Regions from separate parts of the Homo sapiens genome. Here region 2 is linked to region 1. A link is a contact called in ENCODE Hi-C or POLR2A ChIA-PET data. All regions are on one chromosome and are shown on one strand. Each heading gives the region's core, a stretch centred on a gene start or an enhancer-like site at or near the end of the contact. The rest is flanking DNA. Distances are from core to core; before and after follow the strand shown.

Region 1 (3,743 bases), core at 1,244-3,743:
GCAGTTTACAGAGCACTTCCAAATGCATTCTGTGGTCACTACAATAACCCTGAAAGGAAAAAAAGATGATTATCTCTCACTCCACAAAAAAGAAACTGAGGGTCAGAGAAGAGAGACAACTTGCTCAAGGCCATTTGATTGGAGGTTGCCTGACTCCTGGAGCTGCTCTTCCCCGTCTCCTTGCTGCCTTGCTGTCATGTCACCTGCTGTCTCACTGGGTCATTTGGGCGTGTGCCCCTCGCACGCCTGTATCTTCCCAACTGGTGTCAGCTCGAAACCCTCTGTGGTCTGCAGTGCTCAGCCTGGCTTTCCAGGTCTGGGCAGCTCCCTCCTTCCAGATCCTGCCTGTGATTCCAGCTCCTTTCCCTTGCTGTACAAAGTTCCCACCTCTGCACTTTGCCTCACTCTTTCTTCCTGCCCACTGGTACGTATCCCAGTCCTTCCCACACTTCAGGTCTCCCTCGGCTGCACAGGAGGCTCAAATCCAGCATAGATTCCTGAAGTCCTGGGTCCAAGTTCTAGCTCTGCTACTGACTTCTTGTGACTGTGTGACCTTGGGCAGGTCACTTTCCCTCTCTGGGCCTCCATTTCATCACTATGAAATAGGAGTGTTGAACACAATACTCTAAATGCATCTCCATGTGGTCTAAGTACCCCCCTCCCCGGCCCCTCCCTGCCCTTCCCCCTCCTCTGATCATCCTGTGTGCTCACCATCCACAATCCCCTCTCCTGGCTCCACATCATTCTCCAAAGGGTTCATGTTCAATCATTCAGTTAGACTTTAAACTCCCTAAGAGCAGAGGAGGGTGATTTTGGCCAAGATATGCAGATCGATTCATCAGTAATCCACTGACCACCTCCATTTAGGTTGGGAGCCTCTTTATCTTCCCTCTTTAGTTTCTTCAAGGTGCACACACAGATACCTACAGCAGGCAGGAATCCAGGTGGGGCACCAGGCATCTCTGCTCACCTTGGCTGCTGGTGGTGGGGTGCCTGCCTGTGCTGTGCATGCTGCAGCTTTGGCAGGGTGGCCAATCAGTCCAGTGCCAGCCTTTGCCTCCCAGAGAATGCTTCACACCCTATTCTTCCCCCAAACCCATCACTGGCCCAGACATCAAAAGCACACATCCCTGTGCTATTCCCCTTCAAAGAGCTTCATATCTAATATCTCACTGAGTCCCCCGACTAGCCTTGGAAAGGCAAAGCAGGGATTATTAATCTCCATTTTGTAGATGGTGAGGGTCTTGTCCAAGGCTACTCTGAATTCAGCATAGAGCTGGGACTGGGCTCCACTCTTGTGTCCAGTCATTCTTGTCAAACTCTGGTCTGTGGAATATACATGCCTGCCTCTGTGTAGGCCCCAGTCTCTTTCCCTTTAAGAACTTGGGTCTGAGAGGACAAGCGCATGTCGCACGCACACACACACGCACATGCATACACACCCTTACAAGATGCACAGCCACCAAAAAGCCTAATAAAGCAAGGTGCCCAAGACCACGGTTCAGGATCCGTAAAAATGGCCGGAGATAATTGACTGCAACCTATTCACTGCAAATGGGGCAACTTGGGCCCACAAAGGGCCAGAGACTTGACCCGAGTCACAGAGTAGACTAGAGCCCAGGTCTCTGGACTCCCAGTCCTGTGCTCTCTCCACTGTGTGTGCCCTCAGCAAACAAGGCAAGGCAGGGAGGAGCAGGAGCTCAGAGAGCCTGGGGCTGAAGGGTGGGAGGAAAGAGCCTGGTGGGGGACTTCGGTCCACAGGTGTGGATGTTCCAACCTTTCTCTGGCAGGGTCGGGGTGGGGGCACCAGGTAGCTGCAACCTGTTCCTTCAGCACCTGGGAGGAGACACAGAGTCTGGTTCCCTGAAGCCAAATGTTTCTTCTTTGTCCTCTGTGTCCCTTCATCTCTTATAGCTGTGTCCACTGAGTGGCAGAGGTCCAGGCCCAGCGCCTTCCAGTCTAGGAGCCTGTGACCTGGGACAGGATCCCTGGGGAAAGGGTGAGGGCTGGCAAAGGGCCCGCCACCCTGAGCACTCCAAGAGACAGGGGTGGAACTCACTTCAAGGATTCAGGGCGGCGAGGATCCTCTCCCACCGGCGAAGCGGACACCGCGGTGGGGCTGCGAGTACCCAGTTGTTGTTTTTTTCTCCTTCCCTGTTCTCCACCCCATGCACTTTTCCGAGGGGCAAGCTCCGCAGTTCTCCCATCAAGGAGGCTCTCCAGGCTCCCTGCCGGCCTTCGGCTCCTGGGGTGGAGGTGGGCGTGGGGTACATGGGCCCTAGGAGAATGGGGTGTGAGAGACTCCCCTGGGCTTATGGCTTTGGTGGCACCTCAGGCTGTGGAATGGGGTGGCGAGTCTTTGGAAGTCACAGAGCCCAGGGTCGGTGGCACGTGATGAGGCGCAGGCCTGGCTCAGGGGGTGGTGCCCACGGCCCTCGGCTCCTCCCCCGGGGCCGCCCCGCCCCGCGCGGGAGGGGACGGGCGGGGACCGGCATGGGTAGGCGCGGCGACCCGCAGGGCCAGGTGCAGGGCCCGCGAGTCCGGGGTCGCCGCAGCCCGGGAGGAGTGTCTGGTCTCCGGCCTGCCTGTGCTGTCCCCGCGCCCTGTCCACTGGACTCCCGAGACCCTTGGAACCCAGGTAACCCGGGGCGGGACTCCCCGCCGCGCGCCGCCTCCCCACCTCCCGGTCCACGCGCACCCGCCCTCCGCGGCAGCCCCAGCCGCCCTGCGCCCGTGGAGCCCGTTGAGCCTGGGTGGCCGCTCCGAGGGCGGGTCTGGGAAAGTTTGTGCCGGGGCGGCCCTGATCCGGCGGCGGCGCGGCTCGGCCACTTTCACCGCACGCGGGGCCGGTGTGAAGGTGGGGCGGCCGCCGCCGTGCAGAAGGCTCTCTGCTGCAATCGAGGGCGGTGAGGGGAGCTGTTGCCTTCTCGCACCTTTTCTCTCACTCTCCAGGGCGTTTGCGCCGCTTATCCTTCCTCCACCGCCCCCCTCCCGCCGCCCCCACTTTAATAAAACCCTTGGATTGGGGCTGCACAGTTGGCGATTTCTTTACACCTGTGCTTCCCGCCTCCTGAGCCCAGATGTGAGCCTGGGCTGAGCAGGACCGTGTGGGTGAGGGGCGGCCCACTGCCTGCGGGGGTCGTCCCGGCCCTGTTGAAGTGGGTGCCCAGCTACAGGGAGTTCCCCCTGCTCTGTCATTGGCCTCCCCCCGGCCACAGCCCCCAGCTGGGCATCTCCTGGCTCCCCTAGCACTTCCCAAGTCCTAGTCGGATGAGCCCAGGAGAGGGGGTGGACCCCGGCCCAGCAGAACAAGAACTCAGGAGCCCGGTAACTCTTATCCGTGAGCAGAACCGGCTTCCTCCCGCTTAGGTTGGGAGGAGGGCTCAGCTTAGTGGGAGTCGGGGGTGACAACTGCCCCTTCCCACGCAGAGCCATAGAGAAGAGATGGGGAGAGGTCAGGGGATCTGAGAAGAGCTAGCAGCCAAAAAGGGACACATCCCTGATTTCATTTGAACCTAACAAACCAATGGCGAGTAGATATTAACACATGGGCAGATGAGAAGACAAGGAGGCCCAACAAAGCTCAGCCATTTGCTGGAGAAACTGGTGGGCTTTTCTCCACCACTGAGTGGCGGGTTTCCCACCGCATCCTTCCAGAGCTGCATGGTCGCTTCTGCATTCTTGCAGTGCCCTTGACTCAGCAGAGGTTTGTTTCTTTTACCCCACTCCCCACCCCCCTAGGT
Region 2 (3,886 bases), core at 709-3,208, 120 kb after region 1:
TCTCATACAGGCTGGTGGGAGTGTACATTTGGACAGCTTTTATGGAGAATGATTTGCAATATCTGTGAAATGTTACACATATGTATACTCTTTGACTCAGCAATTCTGTTTCTAGAAATGTTTCCTACATATTTACCTGCATTGTATAAATTTCCACATTCATTCACTATAGCTGTATCTGTAATAGGAAAAGTTGGAACCATCCTAATGTGCAATGTAGGGGTGGAAAAGGTGTGATACTTTTCTTTACCCATCTTAAGGGTCACAGCTGACACTACCATAACAAAAAACAGGTTAGCAAGATAAATGGATAACTTATTGAATCACAGTTTTATGGGATGTAAGTGCCTTCAGAAATGAAGACCCAAAGACCCAGGGAAAGCTGTCCATTTTTATGCTTAGATGAGATGAAGAATGGACAGCTGTGTAGAAATGTGATTGTACAAAAGGAGTATGATCTAATAGTAACAGACTGAAGGAGGAATCCAGCAAGTCCTGTCTGTTCAGATTCTTCTTGGCCTCTCTGTGCAGCTTTCCTTCTTCCTGAGTGTAGGGCAAGACCCTTTTGGAACGAGGGTCTTATGACAAGGTACATCAAAGAATGTCTTTATGGCCAGCTCTTACACAAAAAGGTGGGGGAAGGCTAGATTAATATTTCTAGGTTTTTCTAGAATAATGTTTCTGGCTTGCTTGGGAGAAAAGGGGTTCTAGTTTCCATGACCCGCCTTGGGGAACAGAAATTCTGGTTTCTATTATTTGCTTTAGGAGACACAGAGGGGTGGGAGACAAGAGGGCAGGAGAAAGTCAGAGACAGACTTTGCTTTTAAGGCTTCTCTGAGGCACTTTCAGTCTTCTTTAGTTCAAAGCACTCAGTGTGCCAAAGAGCCATACTCTGGGGTGTCGTTTCCTGAGCACCAACAATATTGGCCAAGGACATTGTGACTATCCTTACCAGTGCTGTGGTCCTTTAGGAAGTTGAGAAGGGGCTAGAGTTCCATGAGAGCCCAGGTGTAGATGTGTATTTGGTAGTCATCGGCTTAGGGTCAAAGACAGAAGTGATATAGAATCAGTTCATCTAAGGCAAGAGTAGGTTCAAAAGGTTGCCCCTTAAGGGTAAGGACCAAATTTTATTCATCTCCGTAAGGCCAGGATCAAACACAATCAAGATTTGATAAAACAGGCCGGGCGCAGTGGCTCACGCCTGTAATCCCAGCACTTTGGGAGGCCAAGGTAGGCAGATCACCTTAAGTCAGGAGTTCTAGACCACCCTGGCCAATATGGTGAAACCTCATCTCTACTAAAAATACAAAAATTAGCTGGGCGTGGTGGTGCGCGCCTGTAATCCCAGCTACTCGGGAGGCTGAGGCAAGAGAATTGCTTGAACCTAGGAGGTGGAGGTTGCAGTGAGCTGAAGACTGCAGTCCAGGCTGGGCGACAGAGCAACTCCACCTCAAAAAATAAAAAAGGAAAAAAAAAAGATTTGATAAAATAATGTACATATAGGACAGAGCTGGAGGGAAACCCAGGAAAGGTGAATCAGAGAGAGAAAAGACGCCAAGATAATGTGGTGACTTGGGAGCCAGAGAGACGGAGCCTGAGACTTGGAGCAGGGCACAGCACAGGAATACAACACTTTTCACCAGAACGACATTCCGACCTCTGAATCAACCCTGGAAAGGCCCTTCCATTGAACTTCTTGTGATGGAGGAAAAGAAACCCTCAGTTTCGTCATCGCAAGGCGGAAGAGTTTAAATACCATACCTCAAGATCTCCCTCCAGCCCTGACACGCGACTCCGCGGCCCTTTCAGCGTCGGTCGCCTAGGAGACAAGCGCCACTTCCGGCAGCGAAGTCACTTCCGCGGAGGTCCTGCCTCTCCCTGCGGACGGGCGCTGATTGGCCCGTTTGAAATGCGCCAGGCGGGAGCTCACCTGGGCTCTTAGCGTCGCCGCCGGCTTCGCAGAGCACCGCGCCTTAGCCGCGAAGTTCTAGTTCTTGCTGCCGGTCCTAACGTCCCGCAGTCTTCGCCAGCCAGCCGTCCCGCATGCGCGTTTGGGCGGCGTGGAGCCTGCTGCCATGAAGTCAGCGTGAGTACGAGGCCGCCGAGCAGGGAGAGAGGGCGGACGGGGGCCGAGGCCTCGGGGCTGGGGGCAGGCGTCTCCACTCAGGCCGCGGCCGTACGCGGGCAGCGCGGACAGCATCCCGCCCGGTGCTGCTGCGGCCGCGACCCCAAAGTGGGAACCTCCACGTGTGGCCGCTCCGCGGGAGCCTGGGCGCGGAGACCCCTGCCGCGTCGCCCCCCGCCGCCCCGCCTGGGCCTCCAAGGGGCCAGGAAGGGTCGGCCCGGAGCCGGGGTTGTTTTACGCCGCACCCGGTTCCCGGGGGCGGGGCAGTCCTCCTCGGGGTCCCGGGACAGCCTTTCCCTTCTCCCTCGCTGGCTGCCGCCGCCTCCAGAGTGCAGTTGGCCAACTTAGTGCGGGTCGGAGGTGGTCTCGTGTGTGGAGCAGAGCGAGTGTGCTGGGCATTGGTTAGATGGGCTCCGTTTCTGGAGAGCCCTGGCACCGGTGATCGCCGCTAGCTTTTTTTTCAGCCGAGCACCCTGTCCTTGAGGCCGAGCCCATCCGCTTACACAGGCCAGTTACTTCTGCTGTATTTTGTGGCCGCAGAGAACCTCCGCCCACATTCCTAAGCTAATATTTTCGGCGCAGCATCATTCCTGGGTAAAGAAATATTTGTCGTGCAAAGGAGAGGATTGGCTTTATTACCATTTAGGGAGTCGTTTGCAAAAGACAACTTGTTTATTAAGAGGCCGAAGTCAAAATCTTTAGATGAAAAAAATTATATATAAGAAATATACGTTGAGTTTAACTTAAGCCCACCACAAAGTATTTTGCACTGAATAACACGAATTTGCTTGTGTTTCATCTGAGAATATGTTTGGAAAAATATTTTTAAACTACAGTCGAAGCCAATAATCTTACTTAATTTTAATGTGTTAAATGTATATCTAGCCTATAGATAAATGTGAAGGGAAAAAGATGAGATGCTAGAGAAATGGTGAAATCAATCAAAATAACTTTTTGATTGCCCCTACTTAAGAAACCAAGAAATTGGCAGTTTGGGACCAGATTTTGTTTGGAGACAAAGAGTAATGTTTTGAGCATTCAATGACTGGTTGTTCCTTGAAAGTACAGGCGTAACCCTTGACGAAAGAATGGTTTCCTCCATGTGCATTTTTATAGTGTATTGAAGTTAATCGCTTGTCAGTCTGTAAAGTGTGGGCAGTTATAATTTGTAGTGCCTCTGTTAAATTGTTGCTCAAGAAAATATGCAAGCCATTTTAAGTATAGAACTAATCAGAGAATAAGTAGGTAGCTTTGGTACCAAAAATGTATTCTAAAGCAAATTTTAATTACTTTTGGATTACGCATGCCACAAACACTCTGCTACTATGATTATTAATGTTATTTGGGATGCAGTGTTTTGCAACTGCTAAGGGATAATTTACAGATAACCTAGAAAGATTGTATAAGTTTTAGGTGAGGCTTTTGTATTCGTGTTGAACTGAAAAAAAAGTTATTATTATTTTTTAATCTATGACCAGGAGAGCTAAGACACCCCGGAAACCTACCGTGAAAAAAGGGTCCCAAACGAACCTTAAAGACCCAGTTGGGGTAAGGTATCCCTGTAAATTTATGTGTGGTGTTTAAGAAACTTATCTCTTCAGTCCTTTCTGTCTTATGTGTATGCTTGGAAGGGAAAGAAGAAGACATGTGGAAGTATAATCAAAGAACATTTAGTTAAATGGATGTACTACATTGTGTAAAACTAGTGCTAGCTGTGAAATTTTCTCTATAAGATTAATTAAATTAGTCCAGTAAAATGAA

The links. Hi-C counts contacts between places; a loop is a spot of excess contacts on that map. ChIA-PET counts read pairs that join two places held with the same protein, here RNA polymerase II (POLR2A). Pooled maps may share reads with other maps.
Region 2: a pooled map shows a loop between it and region 1 (2.1-fold over the local background). The contact joins the promoter of KIF23 here to the promoter of PAQR5 in region 1. A Hi-C loop is called at or near these places in 2 of 168 maps with a recorded cell type or tissue (MCF 10A and endothelial cell of hepatic sinusoid) and 1 of 50 pooled maps. POLR2A ChIA-PET finds 5 or more read pairs at or near these places in 3 of 52 experiments (H1, MCF 10A and WTC11).

What each region holds. Positions count from the first base shown.
Region 1 is chr15:69,296,419-69,300,161 of GRCh38, forward strand. It overlaps PAQR5 (progestin and adipoQ receptor family member 5), which reads left to right and starts at 2,494. Exons shown (of 9, transcript NM_017705.4): 1 at 2,494-2,638. PAQR5-DT (PAQR5 divergent transcript) reads right to left here and starts at 2,345. Exons shown (of 3, transcript NR_184010.1): 1 at 2,060-2,345.
Region 2 is chr15:69,412,391-69,416,276 of GRCh38, forward strand. KIF23 (kinesin family member 23) reads left to right here and starts at 1,959. Exons shown (of 24, transcript NM_001367805.3): 1 at 1,959-2,086; 2 at 3,604-3,673. The coding sequence starts at 2,076. KIF23-AS1 (KIF23 and PAQR5 antisense RNA 1) reads right to left here and starts at 2,639. Exons shown (of 2, transcript NR_132971.1): 1 at 1,762-2,639. RefSeq lists silencers at 2,129-2,248, 2,279-2,358.